2 separate regions of the Homo sapiens genome follow, and region 2 is linked to region 1. A link is a contact called in ENCODE Hi-C or POLR2A ChIA-PET data. All regions are on one chromosome and are shown on one strand. The core of a region is the stretch at or near the end of the contact, and the rest is flanking DNA. Distances in the headings are between cores, read along the strand shown.

Region 1 (5,091 bases), core at 951-3,450:
TGGGATTATATGTGTGAGCCACCACACCCAACAGTTATAAGTGATCTTGATTTGCAATCAGACAGATCTAGTTTTATAATCAGCACCACCATTCAATAGCTGTGTGTCCTTGGACAAGTTACTTAATCTCTCTGGGTGTTTCTCATGAGTAATACATGGATAATAATATCATCTCCTTGCATGTTTCTCTGGATTAAATGAGACAATCTAGGCTGGGTATGGTGGCCCATGCCTTTAATCCTAGCACTCTGGGAGGCCAAGGTGGGAGAATCACTGAGCCCAGGAGTTCAAGACCAGCCTGGGCAACGTAGTGAGATCCCGTCTCTATTTTTTAAAGTAGAAAAAAAATTCAGAGAATCTAGAGGTTCTTAGCATAGAACCTCAATAAATGTTTAAAATAAAGCAATAATTGTTTAAACTGGTTTTCATCAGCTCAATATTTACAGCGCCTGTTGCAGAGCCTAGCACTTTTAAATACTGGGTGTTTAAAAAGAAACTTGGGTATTTATTTTCATGTTTAGGCTGAAATACATGAATACATATCATGCAATCAGGCTCAATTATAATATTTAGTTTTTTCTTTTTTTCCCATCCCCACACCCCTATATTTAGATTTTTTAAATACAGTGTATTAATAAATTACTCATGAAAGGAAACCAGCTTGTCCCAAAATTATATAGGAAATAATGCATATCCTACAAAATAATAAACCAGTTCATTTCTTTTGGAAGGAAAGAAGGAAGGGAGGAAGGAAAGAAGGGCGGGAGGGAAGAAGAGAAGTCCACAGGGTTTTCCCACAGAAAGAAAAAGAAATCTCACAAATCGGCATAATGAGAAAGATCAAAAACTCCATAGGCAATAGTATGAAATGACAAGTATAATTTCAGTTCTAATATTACCATAATATGGTTTTCAAAGAACTTCATTCCTTTTTAATCAAATAATTATGGGAATAATATACCAGTTGGCACAGAAAACTGTAAAAGTATTTTATTAGAGAAGACTAATTAGAAAATCTAGCATTTCTTTTAGCATCTAAAGGCCCCACAGTTTGGGAGGTTTTATTTAGTGCGAAGAGAAAAAACTTTCAGTTCTCTTTTGAGTTAGCAATCCATATTATTTTTATTTTATTTATTTATTTTTTTTGAGATAGAGTTTCGCTCCTCGCCCAGGCTGCAGTGCAATGGCACGATCTCAGCTCACTGCAACCTCCGCCTTCTGGGTTTAAGTGATTCTCCTTTCTCAGCCTCCTGAGTAGCTGGGATTACAGGCGTGCACCACTACGCCTGGCTAATTTTTTTGTGTTTTTAGTAGAGATGGAGTTTCACCATGTTGGAGGCTGGTCTCAAACTCCTGACCTCAGGTGATCCACCCGCCTCAGCCTCCCAAAGTGCTGGGATTACAGGCGTGAGCCACCACACCCAGCCATATTATTATTATTATTATTATTATATATTTTTTGAGACAGAGTTTTGCTCTTGTTGCCCAGGTTGGAGTACAGTGGCACAATCTCGGCTCACTGCAACCTCCACCTCCTGGATTCAAGCGATTCTCCTGCCTCAGCCTCCCGAGTAGCTGGGATTACAGGCGCCCGCCACCATGCCCAGCTAATTTTTTGTATTTTTTTAATATAGACGAGGTTTCACCAACCAGGCTGGTCTCAAACTCCTGACCTCAGGCTATCCACCCACCTTGGCCTCCCAAAGTGCTAGGAATACAGGCGTGAGCCACGGTGCCCAGGCTGGGCCATATTATTTTTATTTATTTATTTATATTTTTTGAGACGGAGTCTAGCTTTGTTGCCAGGCTGGAGTGCAGTAACACAATCTCAGCTCACTGCAACCTCTGCCTCCTGGGTTCATGCGATTCTCCTGCCTCAGCCTCCCGAGTAGCTTGGGATTACAGGCACGCACCACCACACCCAGCCAATTTTTGTATTTTTTTTTTTTCAGTAGAGACAGGGTTTCACTATGTTACCCAGATGATCTCGATCTCCTGACCTCGTGATCCACCCACCTCAGCCTCCCAAAGTGCTGGGATTACAGGCATGAGCCACTGAGCCCGGCCTGTTTTTAAACAATCACAATTCAGCAGCCCATGGTTACTCAGATTGTGAACTGCCTTAGGGCTGAGTAGCTGGTAAAGGTGAAATCCACGTTTCTGAATTCTGACCTGGTAAACCAGCTTCCTCAGACCTTGTAATGAATAAGATGGGTGCCCCCAGCTGCAGGTGAAGTGACAGTTTCTTCCACCCACAGGCCACTTGCTCCCCGCTGTGAGGAACCACAGGCCACACTCTCCTCCCTACCCCCACCAGACACATATCAAGCCATCTTTGGTAGCTGTAAGAACTTTCTGCAGACCCAGTCTGGCTCAGTTCTGGGGACTCTAATCACGTTCAGTATTATTCAGAGTTGGATTCTGACATGATCAGTAGACGAATCAAGATCAAAATACTTTCTAAATTAGTACTAAAATACTCAATATAATAACCCAGTGTTTTCAGAAAGAAATCTGCACAGCTGGGGCTCAACTTTTTCTTGTTTTGTTGTTGTTGTTGCTTGTTTTGTTTTGTTTTTTGGCTCTTGTTTGTTTAAAATAGATGGAGAATGTATGCAAATAGGCAAAATTGTAAACTTCTTGGTCATAAGTAAGGCCCTCTAATTACTAAGCAACACTAGACATTTCAAGAATTGACTGCATTTACAGAATGCTTTCCTCATCTGTAAAATGTGGGTAAAATTAGAACCTGCCACACCGGGTCATTGTGAAGGTTAAATGAATTAATACCTGCTCAATAAATATTATTTTTTCAAGTGTTCAGTCCTCCCAGGGGGTGGTCTCTCTTAGGTGTCACAATGTCTAATAAGGGCCAGCTACATAATTTGTAAGGTCCAGTGCAAAATGAAAACACATGGCTTCTTGTTCAAAAAGTTATTAAAAATTTCAAAGTGGCAGGGTGCAGTAGTGCATGCGCGCAGTCCCAGCACTTTGGGAGGCTGAGGAGGGAAGACTGCTTGAGCCCAGACATTCGAGACGGGCTGCTTCCGAGCACAGAGCCCTAAGCAACTGCTGCCCAAGACATACACCCATGAAGCTGGCCCTGTGTCTAGCAATTCCGTAACTTAGGGTTGAGAATACTGAGGACCATACATTTACTCACTTAGCGTAGACATTAAACGAACAACACTTCACTAAGTCTCCTGAACAAGTCACCCAATCCTGTGAACCTATGGGTGATAAAATATGGGGATTATGCTGTAAAACCAAGTGCCCTTATCTTGGAAGTCTAGGGAATCCATAAATAAACTTGGAGAATATTAATGAAACCCCTGTAATTGTGCACCTAATCTGTTTGTGTGTCTTTTCCTGGGGAAATGCTCCATGAAGAATCCGTGAATCCAAACACAGGGAGTTGGAAGTGCTCTACCAGCCTTTACATTCCTAAAATCGACCGAGGGAGGGGACTCACGCCTGTAATTCCAGCACTTGGGGAGGCTGAGGCGGGATGATCACTTGAGCTCAGGAGTTTGAGACCAGCCTGGATACCATAGTGAGACCCCCGTCTCTACCAAAAATACAAAAAATTAGCCAGGTGTGGTGGCACGTGCCTGTAGTCCCAGCTACTCAGGAGGCTGAGGTGGGAGATGTCTTGAGCCTGGGAAGCGGGGGTTGCAATGAGCCGAGATTGTGCCTGCACTCTAGCCTGGGTGATCCAGCAAGGCCCTGCCTCCAAAAAAAAAAAAATCGTATATATTTATTTATTTATTTATTTTTGAGTCAGGGTCTCTCTCTGTCACCCAGGTTGGAGTGCAGTGGTGTGATCTTGGCTCACTGCAACCTCCACCTCTTCTGCCTCAGCCTCCCAAGTAGCTGGGATTACAGGCGCCCACCACCACACCCCGCTAATTTTTGTATTTTTAGTAGACACAGGGCTTCACCATGTTGGCCAGGCTGGTCTTGAACTCCTGACCTCAGGTGATCCACCCACCTTGGCCTCTCAAAGTGCTGGGATTACAGGCGTGAGCCACCATGCCCGGCCCAAGAAAAACCTTATGTGAATTCCAAAGATCTTCTGTAGGCCAGGGTTGAAAAAAGATAAATCAGTCAATCAATCAATCAGTTAATCCCTAAGATCAGCCGGGCACGGTGGCTCATGCCTGTAATCCCAGCACTTTGGGAGGCCAAGGCAGGCAGATCACGAGGACAGGAGATCGAGACCATCCTGGCCAACACGGTAAAACCCCGTCTCTACTAAAAATACAAAAAATTAGCTGGGCGTGGTGGTGGGCGACTGTAGTCCCAGCTACTCGGGAGGCTGAGGCAGGAGAATGGCCTGAACCCAGGAGACGGAGCTTGCAGTGAGCCGAGATCACGCAACTGCACACCAGCCTGGGCAACAGAGCGAGACTCCGTCTCAAAAAAAAAAAAAAATCCCTAAGATCTTTGTGTTCCCCATTGTTTAGCATAGGTGTTGCATCTAGTGGACAATCAGTAATGCCAGTTAGCAAAGGCAGGTAGGAATGAATGCCAAGTGGGTAGGGAACAAATGGCATTAAGTCCCTCCTTAGTACTGTGGTAAGAAAACAGAAGAAAGAAAAATCGAGTTAAGCATCAAGGCTGCTAACATTCAAATCCCAGCTCCACTGTCACTGCCATGGGAATTTACATGGTCACTTCATATTGTTAAGCCTCTGTTTTCTCATCTGTGAAATGGGAATAATAAATAATGCCTCCTTCACTAAGCTGTTCTGGGGATTAAATAAGCTAATCACTGAGAAGCGTGCTAGGTATACTGTGAGTCTCAACTTCTGTTAGATCTCTTTTTTTTTTTTTTAATTTTTTGAGACGGAGTCTTGCTCTGTCATCCAGGCTGGAATGCAGTGGCTCCATCTTGACTCACTACAACCTCCACCTCCCAGGTTCAAGGGATTCTCATGCCTCAGCCTCCCAAGTAGCTGGAATTACAGGTGTGCACCACCAGGCCCTGCTAATTTTCATTGTTTTTTGTTTGTTTTTTTCCTGCTTTTTTTTTTTTTTTTGAGATAGAGTCTTGCTCTGTCACCCAGGCTGCAGTGCAGTGGCACAATC
Region 2 (5,091 bases), core at 775-3,274, 43 kb before region 1:
CACATATATACATATATACGCGCACACACACACACACACACACACATATTTTTTTTTAGATGGAGTCTCGCTCTGTCGCCCAGGCTAGAGTGCAGTGGCGTGATCTCGGCTCACTGCAACATTCATCTCCTGGGTTCAAGCGATTCTCCTGCCTCAGCCTCCCAAGTAGCTGGGGTTAAAGGCGCCTGCCACCATGCCTGGCTAATTTTTGTATTTTTAATAGAGACGGGGTTTCACTATCTTGGCCACGCTGGTCTAAAACTCCTGACCTCATGATCCACCCACCTTGGCCTCCCAAAGTGCTGGGATTACAGGCATGAGCCACTGCGCCCGGCCTCCTACATATAAATTTTAAAGGGAATGTGTTCAAACTGCAGCAGATCAAAGCATGATGTAGGCTGATTTAAACAAAACAAAACAAAACATAGCAGTGAGCAACTGTCCCAGTTTTTCCTGGACTGAGGGGTTTCCTTGGACACAGGACTTTCAGTACTAAAATGTAAAAATCCCAGACAAACTGGGACAAGCTGGTCAAACCTAGTTGAGTTTGAATTTGATATTTAACACTTTCAACATCTTAATGACATTTAAGATGTGAAAATAGAATGTATTTTTCATACTCCTCGTCACTGGGACACTATATTTCTTCACTGACAACTTTTAATGGCCAAGGATCTTATCACTAATGAAAAAGGGAACAGGCTGGGCGAGGTAGCTCACGCCTGCAATCCCAGCATTTTGGGAGGCCGAGGCAGGCAGATCACCTGAGGTTTAGGTGGGAGGATTGCTTGAGCCTGGGAGTTCAAGTCCAGCCTGGGCAACATGGTGAGACCTCATCTCTTAAAAATTAAAAATCAACTACAACAAAAAAGAGGGAGGTAGTAGGACCTATTTCACGGAATCATTATAACTATAAGAAGAGTTATGTTTGGCCGGGTGTGGTGGCTCACGCCTATAATCCCAGCACTTTGGGAGGCTGAGGCGGGTGGATCACGAGGTCAGGAGTTCGAGACCAGCCTGACCAACATGGTGAAACCCTGTGTCTACTAAAAATACAAAAATTAGCCGGGCATGGTGGCATGTGCCTGTAGTCCCAGCTACTTGGGAGGCTGAGGCAGGAAAATCGCTTGAGCCCGGGAGGCAGAGGTTGCAGTGAGCCGAGATCGCACCACCGCACTCCAGCCTGGCAGACCGAGACTCTATCTCAAAAAAAAAAAAAAGAAAAAGAAAAAGGGAACAGAACATGGGCATGTATTTTGCATAAAAGATAGATTTAACTTAAACCTTTACATTAAACATTCTCAATATCTATCCATTTCACTCAATTATTTGCAATATTTGTCTGATATAGTGAAAGTCAGTGTATCCATTAGTTATGCCACATAACAAACCACTCCAACATTTAGTGGCTAAAAACAACCATTTGTTTAGCTCGTGACTTTATAGGTGGGCTGAGAGGTTCTTCCTTTCTGGGCCAGCTCATATGATCACTGCTGGGTATTCCCAGGTGTCTGTGGTCAGCTGGTGGCTAGATGATCCTAAGACGGCTTCCTGTCTATGTGTGGAGGTTGGGGGCCATCACCTGGGTAACAAGAGCAACTGGGTCACATGTCTGGACGTCATCATCCAACAGGCTAGCTCCTTCACATGAAGTTATAGGGTTCCCAGGAGAAGTAAGAAGGCAAACCCCAAGGTACAAGTACTTTTTTTTTGAGACAGGGTCTCACTTTGTCACTTATGCTGGAGTGCAGTGATGCAATCTCAGCTCACTGCAACCTCCGCTTCCTGGGCTCAAGGGATTCTCCTGCCTCATTCTCCCAAGTAGTTGGGATTACAGGCACCTGCCACCATGCCCAGCTAATTTTTGTATTTTTGGTAGAGATGGGGTTTCACCATGTTGGCCAGGCCGGTCTTGAACTCCTGACCTCGAGTGATCCACCCACCTCGGCCTCCCAAAGTGCTGGGATTACAGGCGTGAGCCACCACGCCCGGCAGAGCTTACTTTGACAGTAAAAATTCCCAAAGAGCAAAGTACTGCTTACAAGTACTTTGGAAGCCTCTGTTTCCCCCAACATTTGCTAATGACATATTGGCCAAAACAAATCACATGGCTCAGCCCAGATTCAAAGGGTAAAAAAGTGACTCTGGCTGGGCGCAGTGGCTCATGGCTGTAATCCCAGCACTTTGGGAGGCTGAGGCGGGCAGATCACCTGAGGTCGGGAGTTCAAGACCAGCCTGGCCAACATGGAGAAACCCCGTCTCTACTAAAAATACAAAAAATTAGCTGGGCGTGGTGGTGGGTGCCTGTAGTCCCAGCTACTCAGGAGGCTGAGGCAGGAGAATGGCATGAACCTGGGAGGCAGAGCTTGCAGTGAGCCGAGATCGTGCCACTGCACTCCAACCTGGGTGACAGAGCGAGACACTGTCTCAAAAAAAAAAAAAAAGTGACCCCACTTCTTCATGGGAGGGTCTACAAAGATACACTGCACATAGAGATGGGAAAAATTCTTTAGATCTACCTCAGGTGGCATAGAGAATTTCCTTTTTTCTTTTGGGCAATATTCAATTATTAAAGTCACTCAACTTTTTGAATTTCCGTTTTCTTATAAAATTATGAGGAAGATGACAACTAAATTTGAAGCTGTATTTAAGAATGAAAAGCAATATGCCAAAAGTGTAAAGCACATAACCAGACACATAGCAAACAGTGACCATTAGTTCTCCCTCTCTCTCTCTCTCTAGCTCTCACTCTCTCCCTTACACACACATACACACACACACACACACACACCCCAATACAAAGCATTACATATAGTTGTTCAAACCAGTCTTTGGTATCCAATAGATCTGGGTTTGAATTCCAGGTCTGCTGGTGACTAGTTTTAAGATGTTGAACAAGTTATGTTCATTTCTCTGGAACCTTAGTTTTCTCATCTGGAAAATGAAAATAATGAGGTCTGAATTCCAAAATGCCTGACTGCTGGTTTTAATTACTTTCTTCTATCTGCCCTCTGTCTTCTCCTATTATTTTTTTTCTCCTTATCTAATATAACTCCATTGCATATGTTGCAGTTAGGAATCCTTGCAGCAGGAATTCACTGCTTATCCGACTAACAATAGCTTAAGCAAGAAACACCTTTCATTACCTCACACGGCAAGAAGACTGAAGGAACCATGTGGTATAGACCTGATCTCCTTCTCTGCTCTACCCTTGTTCACAGGTTGACTTTTCTTCTCCATGCTTGTCACCTCATACTTAGACCAATCCTAATTCTTTGGGTCTGAATATTTTCTCACTTGAAACAAAATTGGGGTTTTCTTATGCTGCGTGAGGTGGCTCACGTCTGTAGTCCCAGCTACTCAGGAGGCTGAGGCAGGAGGATGGCTTGAGTCCAAGAGTCTGAGTCCAGCCTGGGCAACATAACTAGATTCTGCCTCTAAATAAATAAATAAATATGGACACAGAGTGTGGCATAATAGACTGGGGGCTCAGATGGGTGAGGGGAGTGGGGGCGATGAGAGATGATAAATTATTTAATGAGTTTAATGTGTTCAGGCATGGTGCTCGCGCCTGTAATTCCAGCACCTTGGGAGGCTGAGGTGGGAGGATCACTTGATCCTAGGAGTTGGAGACCAGCCTGGGCAACATGGCAAGACCCTGTCTCTAAAAAAAATTATTAAAAAAATTAATAAGTTTAATGTACATTATTCAGGTTATGGCTACACCACAAGTCCAGACTTCACCATTATGCAATATATCCATGCAACAAAACTGCACTTGTTTTGTTTTGTTTTGTTTTGTTTTGTTTTGTTTTGTTTTGTTTTGTGAGACAGAGTCTCTGTCCCCCAGGCTGGAGTGCAATGGCGCAATCTCAACTCACTGCAACCTCCGCCTCCCAGGGTCAAGCAATTCTCGTGCCTCAGCATCCCAAGTAGCTGGGATTACAGGCACCCACCACCACGCCTGGCTAATTTTTGTGTTTTTAGTAGAGACAAGGATTCATCATGTTGGCCAGGCTGGTCTCCAACTCCTGACCTCAACTGATCCACCTGCTTCAGCCTCCCAAAGTGTTGGGATTACAGGCATAAGCCACCGCACCCAGTGTTTTTTTTTTTTTTTTTTTTTTTTAGATTTTTGTTCAGATTGAACCCAAGAGGACTCGTGACTCATGGCTCAACTGGTCCTATGGCTCCACCCAACAGCAAGTTCTGCACACCCCTATGATTGCTTCCCCAACGAATCAGCAGCAGTTATTCCCTAGCCCCCTGCCCATCAAATTGTCCAGAAAAACCCTAAGCTCCAAGCCTTCAGGGAGACTGATTTGAGTAGTAACTCCATCTCCCGCATGGCATAGCTGGACTTGGATTAATTAAACTCTTTCTTTATTGTCGTGCCATGGTCTGAGTGGATTGATTTTGTCTGTGCAGCAGGCAGGGAGATGATCACAGTCCGAAGCCCAGTGCCCCACTCAAGAACTCAGCCAAGAAGGTAGCAGAGAGTCTCAGCTGAAGTTCCCAGGCTCCAGAATCCTACTGGGGATTCTTATCCAGAGGCAACCTTAGTTGAAGCATTTAACCTCCTTGAAACTGTTTAAAGAGTTTTCTCACCTTGCGTGGTGGCGCACACCTGTAATCCCAGCACTTTGGGAGGCCAAGGCGGGGGATCACTTGAGGTCAGGAGTTCGAGACCAGCCTGGCCAACATGGTGAAACCCAGTCAAAAATTACCTGGGTGTGGCAGGGGGGTGCCTGGAATTCCAGCTACTCGGGAGGCTGAGGCAGGAGAATCACTTGAACCCAGGAGGCAAAGGTTGCAGTGAGCCGAGATTGCACCACTGTATTCCAGCCTGGGCAACAGAGGGAAACTCCATCTCAAAAAAAAAAAAAGTTTTCTTAACTATATAATAGGGATCTCATCTATATAATAGCAATATAACCTCCCTCAAGTTGATATTGTCCTAACGATTAAATGAAATAATGCATGCTGTGTCTGCACAAGGTGACAATACTTAATATTATCATAGTTTAACTCATTCTCTGACTACCAGGGCTGTTGCCCTTATAGCAGTGTCAGCCACAGGTCAAATTCAAG

What was found. Hi-C counts contacts between places; a loop is a spot of excess contacts on that map. ChIA-PET counts read pairs that join two places held with the same protein, here RNA polymerase II (POLR2A). Pooled maps may share reads with other maps.
Region 2: a loop to region 1 is called in a pooled map, with 2.4 times the contacts of the local background. The contact joins two enhancer-like sites. A Hi-C loop is called at or near these places in 7 of 168 maps with a recorded cell type or tissue (CD8-positive, alpha-beta T cell, Caco-2, Calu3 and 4 more), 1 of 37 single-sample maps with no recorded cell type and 7 of 50 pooled maps. POLR2A ChIA-PET finds 5 or more read pairs at or near these places in 21 of 52 experiments (B cell, BJ, Caco-2 and 16 more).

Annotation. Positions count from the first base shown.
Region 1 is chr20:53,683,305-53,688,395 of GRCh38, reverse strand. No RefSeq gene overlaps it. Among named protein-coding and RNA genes, the nearest start is that of ZNF217, 92 kb to the right of the region's middle. Within about 2 kb of position 2,200, at least 2 of the 41 ENCODE cell types and tissues checked have a DNase peak (open chromatin) inside an H3K27ac peak, as active enhancers do; they include GM12878, where a contact is called at or near this core.
Region 2 is chr20:53,726,222-53,731,312 of GRCh38, reverse strand. No RefSeq gene overlaps it. Among named protein-coding and RNA genes, the nearest start is that of ZNF217, 130 kb to the right of the region's middle. RefSeq lists enhancers at 1,431-1,530, 1,811-1,860, 2,261-2,761, 4,976-5,091. Within about 2 kb of position 2,024, at least 4 of the 41 ENCODE cell types and tissues checked have a DNase peak (open chromatin) inside an H3K27ac peak, as active enhancers do; they include GM12878, where a contact is called at or near this core.